2 separate regions of the Homo sapiens genome follow, and region 1 is linked to region 2. Evidence: read pairs that join two places in POLR2A ChIA-PET (ENCODE). Cell type or tissue: IMR-90. All regions are shown on one strand.

The links. Peaks named below come from ENCODE experiments on the same cell type or tissue, not always from the same donor. Only the 100,000 strongest peaks of a DNase experiment are listed, where the experiment ranks them.
Region 1: POLR2A ChIA-PET joins it to region 2 with 11 read pairs; 2 of 35 experiments call an interaction of 5 or more read pairs at or near these places.

What each region holds. Positions count from the first base shown.
Region 1 is chr4:76,009,842-76,013,841 of GRCh38, forward strand. It overlaps a transcript of ART3 not described here. Among named protein-coding and RNA genes, the nearest start is that of CXCL9, 4.3 kb to the left of the region's middle. RefSeq lists enhancers at 1,279-1,923, 2,211-2,270, 3,645-3,764. In IMR-90, no CTCF peak of the experiment used is centred here; DNase peaks (open chromatin) are centred at 2,140 and 2,860; H3K4me3 peaks cover 603 bases; H3K27ac peaks cover 2,524 bases.
Region 2 is chr4:76,139,020-76,143,019 of GRCh38, forward strand. All of the region lies in intron 3 of NUP54 (nucleoporin 54), which reads right to left. Among named protein-coding and RNA genes, the nearest start is that of NUP54, 7.4 kb to the right of the region's middle. In IMR-90, no CTCF peak of the experiment used is centred here; no DNase peak of the experiment used is centred here.

The DNA of each region.
Region 1 (4,000 bases), 130 kb before region 2:
ATGCATGCTGTAGAATTGGAGGAAAATGGATATTAGCATTTCATGTCACATGGTGCACATTTTTTGACTGACTTCTATACAGATTATTAATACTTAAATGGAATTACAGAATTCTTTTTGAATAAAACATGTGGTGACCATTGATACAGCTTATCCATTTGCTCATGCTTAATTTTGGTACTGACTGTGGCAATGCATAGAGTGCAAATAGGTTCACGTTCCTGCTTTACCACTTAATGACTGTGTGCAAAATACTTAATTTTTGTGAGCTTCATCTCCCTCATTTAAGAAAATTATTAGACCTCACAGGGTGTTAAAATTAATGCCAAGGACGGATTGTCAACTGCAAAGCCTCACAGGGCTAGTGGCTGTTCTTTCCAGCAAAGAAAGGAGGATGGAAATTTCTTAGGATAAGAACTAAGGCCCAGCACTGTTGGTGCTACCCACCTTTCTAGCCTCTTCTTACACAGCTCTCTGCTCCCATCACTTTGTCTTCTCTCAGTTTTCTTTTCTTTTCTCCTTCTCCTTCCCCTCCCCTCTTCTTTTCTTTTCTTTTCTTTCTTTTTGAGACCGTTTTTTTTTTTTGCCCAGGCTAGAGTGCAATGGTGCAATCTCAGCTCACGGCAACTTTCGTCTCCCAGGCTCAAGCGATTCTCCTGCCTCAGCCTCCCAAGTAGCTGGGATTACAGGCATCCACCACCATGCCAGGCTAATTTCTGTATTTTTAGTAGAGACCGGGTTTCACCACGTTGCCCAGGCCGGTCTCGAACTCCTGACCTCAAGTGATCTGCCCGCCCTCCCAAAGTGCTGCAATTGCAGGCGTGAGCCACTGCACCCGGCCCTTCTCTCAGTTTTCAAAGGGGACAATGCTCCTTCCCATGGCACTGTTTTTGCTCATGCCATTCTTCTGCCTGGAGCGACTGTGCATGCTCCTCATTCCTGCCCTCCTGCATAGTAGTTACTCACCATAGTTACCCAGGCCAGCATCATTTCCCTGGGAAGACTTTCCTGAACCCCAGAGGGGCTCTCACCGCACACTTGCAGAGGCCTTGCTGAGCCCGTGTCCGCAGCAACGCTACGTTTCCCTGCAACCCTATGGTTAACATTTCCTTCCACCACTAGGCAAGGAAGGCCTGCGACGCTCCCCGTCTGAGCATGGTGCTAAACACAGTGCCTAGCACCCAGTAAGCGCACACGCATGAGGGAAGGAGCTGGGAGCTGGCTCGGCAGGTCTGGAAGTTGGATAGGGTCTGTAAAGGGCTGCCTGGCTCCAGGGGCCTCACACGCAGCGACCTCAGCCGGGCCCAAGGTGCGTGTACTGCGCATGCCCAGCCAACTGGTCTTCCAGAACCTTCTTCAGTGAGGAGGTTATACCCGGAGGTCTCGACGCTCGCTCGTGCTGCTCGTGTTGCCGCTGGGTACGTTTGCTGCCAGTGCTGATCCAGCCGGAGGCGAAGAGAAGCACTTTGGGGGCAAAAGGTAGGGGTTGTGCCTTCAGGATCTCTCCTCTCTGTCCCCTGAGCGGCCCGCAGCCTCCCCAGCCGAGATGGCCGTGCTTTTGGGGATGGGTGGGAAGGTTCTCAGCGGCGGTGGCCATGAGCGAAGAGGCCCGTTTTGCAGGTTTCACACGAGGCTTGGGTGAGGCCAGCAGGGAACGACGGCCCCAGAAGGGCCAGGGCACTGGGCTTAGGGGTAACCCTGGGCCGTGGGCTTCAGTGACTGGGAAAGAGGCCCTTCGGATAAGAGAAAGGAGGTGTTGGGGTCAGTTGGGAGTCACTGAGGCCAGATCTTATTTGTTACCCAAAAAGGGGCTAATTTTCTGAGATAGCAAGCGGAATGGGAGGGCTTCTCTCGCCTGACCCTACTTCGTGGTGAAACTGTTCTGCCATGGTAGGGTAGGGCCCCGCCCCTCTGAGCAGGCTGGGGCCGCTGCGCCCAGCTCAGGCCTGTCCAGACACTAGTTTCCTGGGCTTCGTTTAGGAACTTGTCATGCAAAGTCTGAGAGCAACCACATTCTCTCAGGAAGCAGGCAGCGGGAAGGAGAAAATCCCATTGATCGTTGCATTTATGGCTAGACAAGGCTTTTAGGAGAAACAGAAACCTGATGAGAGGATGTTGCAGGCGTTTCTCACAGCCCTGGGAATGGAGCCAAAGATGATCTAGAGTTGAAATCAACAGTTACCAATTCCTTTTTGGACAAGAATTTTAACTTCCTGTGCCTTGAAAAATTCCAGTTCTGTGTCCGTAGGGGATCCAAATGCTAATGTAACCCCAAAGAACTTTACAAAGCGGAATTCTTAGTTTTCACAAGTGTGGCCCAGCCTCCCTCTTGAATCTTTTTGGTTGTGGAATCGAGGTGTTCTGTTTAATTATCCAGTGTGACTGACTCTGTGGCAGGGACGGTAAGAGCCTTCCCTTTTTACTTGTGAGAGGAGAAGTTTCTCTCATAAAGAAACCTCCAGGCCTGTTTGAATTTCTCACAGTGTGGATTTCCCCTCCTCTCGGCAGCTGTTGTTAGTATTAAACTGACTAGAAAGGGGTTTATTTCTTGAAAGTCTTAGAAGCCCCAAGAGAATATTCTGATTTTTCTTTTTCCCTCTCCTCTCCCCACGCAGGGAGTCATTCCTTCCTTCCTAAATACAACATGGTGAGTTACATGCAGGCAAATCCTAGCTGTGGGAGGTTTTATATCCTGTCTGCATCTAAGTCACTAAGAGAAAGGACCAAGTTCTTCCTTTGCTAATCTTATTATCTGGCTTCTTGGTTTATATTTCTCATGTAAAACTTAAGGACTGGGTTAGGTTTGTGAATAAACAGTTTTGAGAGAGCATGTTAAGGACATGATGTAAAGGACAACTTTTGCAAAATGTTGACAATAGCAACATTTTTGCTTGGTGACTTTAGGCAAGTCAGCTTGTAGTCTGAGGATATGTAACAATAGCCATTAAGAAGCTGCTGACTAACCTGGAGAAAAATTATCCTGAAAAGAAAACATGTTTATACTTAAAATATCCATACTTATTTAAAATGTCACTTTAAAATTGCATATGTAAGTAATTTTACAAGAAAAAATCCACATTCTTAAAAATCTTCATTTACTGTTTATCATTCATTTCATCCACCAAACTTTTATTCTTATGGTTCTAGACTCTGAGGTCACATATGTGAACAATGATTTCCTCAGAGAGTTCACAGTTCAGTGGGGGAAAACAGCATGTACATTAACACTTATTATAGAAGAAGTGGTATGATAAAGGATTGTACAGAATAATTGGAGGTACAGAGAAGTGCACAACCCTGGCTGATGGGTTCAGACGCAGCTGTCTGAGTTAGGTCTGAAAAGGAGAATTGGCTGGAATTTGTTACAAGAAGAAGTTGGGGGAATATTCTAAGCAAGAGGCAGGAGAAGGTATGCCAAATTTGAGAACCTGCAAGTACTTTAGCAAGGGTGGACGGTAGAGTGAATAATGGAGTGGTGAGAAATTGGTCTAGAAATGTGGCAGGAACAAGACGATGAAGTGCCTTGTGAATCTCTATGTGGGGAGGAGACACTGCAGAATTTTAACTAAGGGAATAACATGAGATTTATATATACACACACACACACACCCCTGTGTATACATCTGCCCCTTGTCACCAGTCTTTAATCTTATTTTACTTGAACATTTCCTTGTGTCTACGTAGTTTATATATTTGTAAAATGTTCTCATATTTCTAGCCTCTTCATTCTCAGTTCTGTGTATTTGAGTTGTTTCCAATAATGTCTCAGTAATACAACAGTGATCTTACTATTTTAAAAAAGATTTTACTCTCTTGGGGTATTTCCCATCTTTGAAACTGTAGGGACAAAGGTTAAAAAACGTTTCTGTATCTTCTGTAACATTTTGACAGATTGCTTGCCAGAAAGATTGGGCTATCAGTATGTAGATGTATCTGTTTCACAATCCTCTTGTCATTTTATTTACTTTTGTTCATTTAGCATGTGAAAATTGGCACTAGA
Region 2 (4,000 bases):
TTACAAAAATTGTCCATTAAAAAGAAAAAAAATTATCTTGCCTTTACTATACAAACTGTACATCAGGGTGATCAAGCAGTCTTGGAGGATGAAGAAAAAGTTCCTTTTACAGAAGAAATTTCAGTGTGATAGGGAGGAAATTAGAAAATCACCATTTTGCAACTCCTAATAAGATAACTGATTGAGGCAATGATCATCAAGGAATGAAACCATTAGGTTAAAGTAGTAAGATAAAGATACGCTGTCACCATCTGAACCTACTGATCAATCTTAGCATCACCAAAAGTGAGATAGCCTCTCAACGTGACGTGATATGAAGCACACAGCACCACTTGCAAAATGTTCTTACCAAAAAAGCAAACGTCAAGTCCCTAAAGCAAACTTTATTTACCACAATTATGAGAGATAAAGTTAAATAATATTACAAGGAAGCAGAAGAAAAATACAGAATGGGGGGCATTTAACAAGACAACTGGAAAATTCATGAGGGAAAAAACAGAATGGGGAATTCTCTACACTAAAAAGAACTTAAGGGACATGACAAGAAAATGAATGTGTGGTCCTTGTTTGGATCATGATTCAAACAAACCAAATAAGAAAACGCTTTTGAGACAAATAGGGAACTCTGGTTATAGATGGGGTATTAGATAGTACCAAGGAATTATTGTGGGTTGGAATGAGGTACACATTTTTAAAGAGAGAAGTATAGTAAAGTAAGCATGAAATGACACGCTTGGGATTTGCTCTCAAATACATCAGTGATTTAAAAAAAGGAAAAAGGAGATGGACAATAACAAGTTCTGACTTTTGATGACTCCAGCTGGTAGGGTTCACATCACTTCTTTTTTTCTTTGTTAGCATTTTTCATAAAGAACAGTAAGTGTTCACTGGATTTACTGAGATGATTAATGACCTTAACTTATTTGATAAAATAAAGAAAACAGAAACCAGATTGGCGAATAGTTTGTAAAGGGGAGGAGAGTGGTAGCTGAAGTGAAATGTGGGATTAAAGTAGTTTTGTTGTTGTTGTTATTACTGTTTCAAGAAAAAATAAACTTTGAGTTACTTAAATGTGGATGAGAAGGTGAAGACTGGGGAACGGAGTACAGCTAGAATAATCAACAGCACATGCGCCCTGAAAAGGCAGGAGGTTATAAGATCCTGAGTCAGGTAAAAAGAGGAAAAGGTGGATAGAGGGAGAAAAAAAATAGATTTGGTGGAGGGAAGTTGAAGGAATTGCAATAAGGGATTTTATTTTCTCTTTGGTTTTTTTTTTTTTTTTTTGAGACAGAGTCTTGCTCTGTCACCCAGGCTGGAGTCCAGTGGTGCGATCTCAGCTCACTGCAACCTCTGCCTATGGGGTTCAAGCAATTCTCATGTCTCAGCCTCCCGAGTAACTGGGACTACAGGTGTGCACTACCACGCCCATCTAATTTTTGTATTTTTAGTGGAGATGGGTTTCACCATGTTGGCCAGGCTGGTCTCTGACCTCAGGTGATCCGCCCACCTCAGCCTCCCAAAGTGCTGGGATTACAGATGTGAGCCACTGCGCTCAGCCCTTTTTTGTCTTGGAAGTAGCAGTCAAGGCCATCTGCTAAAAGTAAGAACAGATAAATTTGAGATTTGAAGAGAATAAAGGTTTAAAATTACTGCTATAGAAAGCAGGAGAATAAGTTGAAAGTAGAAATTTCACAGGATTACCAGGCAACATTGAGACCTGAGGTTGGTGATCAAGAATTTAGAGAGGTATTATCCCCTCTTCCATAATGTGTGATCTTTCTCAAGCAATATCTACACAGACAGTTGGGCTTACAAAGGCTTGGGGTTTTTTCAGGCAAATGTGACACAAAAACAAGGAAGTTTAGCATATTGGCAAGAGATATAGAAATGGAAGGCCATGGAATCTAAGCTAGTTAGAGTAGTGAAGACAGAAAGAGCTAACAGAGCAGAAAGTATCAGTTGTCGAAAGATCCAACAGTCTTCTGAAGGATCCTCGATAATCCATGCTTTGGCTTGGAAAGGACTTCTGGCGGTTGTCACAAAGTCAAATGTGACTTTTCCCCTTGATTCACAGGTATTGCCAACTGAGATAGGAATAGCTGTGATTAGTAAAAGGGAGCTAATAAGTATGAGGAATACATGGACGGGCATCTCTATACTGAGATAGGACAAGCAGTGGTCCTAACAATGCTGCTCGCTAATTTATGGTCAAAATCCTACTTGGCTTGGGGATAGGAGATGGCAGCATTTAAGTGTTAGTGTTTCTAAGAGTTTTGTTCTAGTACTCTCCTCTTACTCTGGAATCAGGTCTCCTAAATTACATCATCCATATCTACCACTTTAAATACTACTTACGTTCTGATGGCTTTCATAAATATATACAACTACCCAAGGGACACCTCAAACTCATTATCTACCCACAAACATCTGCTCTTGCTTTAGTATTCTGGATCTTAGTGAAGAGCAAGGGATCCTTCAGTTACGCCACCCAGAAGCCCAAGATACCTTTATCCAGTCATTCGCTTTTATTGATTCTACAAGTTAAATCTCTCTCAAATTCACATCCTGTTTTTTCTCTCCATTCTTAACTGTCACTGCCTTAATTCAGGTCTTCACTATATCTTGCTCAGATTTTGGCAACAGCTTCACCAGATCTCTGCCTCCATTCCAACCCACCTATAATCTATCTTTGTATTTCTCTAAGAGATACTTCTAAAAATCTGATTATTTTCCTGTCTACTTAATCCTACAACAGTTTAGAATTGCTTAAAGGACAGCTCCTTAGTAAAACATATAAGGCACGCTAATAATCCAATTCATATCTATCTCTCCAACTCTCACTACTGACCCTGAGGTCATTTATGCATTAAAAAAACTGCACTGATCTAGTTATACTGGTCCCAAAGGCATTATACTCTGCCATAAACCATGCCATGTTATTTCCTCTGCGTGGATACCCTAGAATCTCCTTGACTATGAGCAAGGATTGTGGTCTTCAACCTTGTACACCCAATGCCTGACATACGATATATACAATAAATGGATATTACATAACAAAATGAGCCCCTTTCAATTTTAAAATAGCACCAGATTCAAATTCCCATTTTCCTAAAAAAACCAAATGTAACTACAGTTACTCATAGTTGGAGAGACTTTATTTCAAGAAACAAAGGAAACACTTCACTTTTGCTGTTCTTTCCTTAACTACTTAAATATTTCATCAAATTTTGTATTTTTGCAGGATTGTAGAAAAGACGAATGACTGGAATACTTGAAAGAATAATTCTGAGAATACTATTCTATTATCTTCATCCTACTGTTAGGCAATCCTTGAAATTCATGTTTAATAAGTTAATAACTAATCTTCAGTGACTGAGTAGGATGAATTTTAGCTAGTCAATCAAGTTACTTAAAAAAATGAAACAGAAGTAATTTTAAGAGGCATCAGATTGGAAAAGTGAAAAGAGCACTAGAATGAGTAGTTGAATTTGCATCCCTGTACTTCTTCTAGAGAGGTATACAGGTAAGTCACAATCTCTCAGGTTCCTCTCTTCACCCATAAAATGGGGATAACAAAAGTATTATTTCACAGGGTTCTTGTGAGAATAAGTTAATCCATACAGAACAACCCCTGGAACCTACTGCCATACCACCTAGTAAGGATGGTTAGTAAGGAAGCCATCAAAGACTAATAACCAGACTGTCTCAAAGGGACTTGGGAGCCAACTTGAAAAGGCTTGCACTGGCCAAAGATGTAACAATTTAAGCATCAATAAGAATGGTAACTGCAATGGATTAAAAAATAGTAACTAGTTTAAAGGCTGCAGTTTCTGACATTAAAAAAAAATTGGTCATCTTTGGAGAATGCTAGATAACCAACTCTTTATTCTGAAAACCAGTAATAAAGAGAAAGAATCAACCAAACAGATGAAGTCAAGTTTCTCCTCACAGAAGTATTTCAACAAATAAATGAATCCAGGTGGAATGGCACTATTTGTAA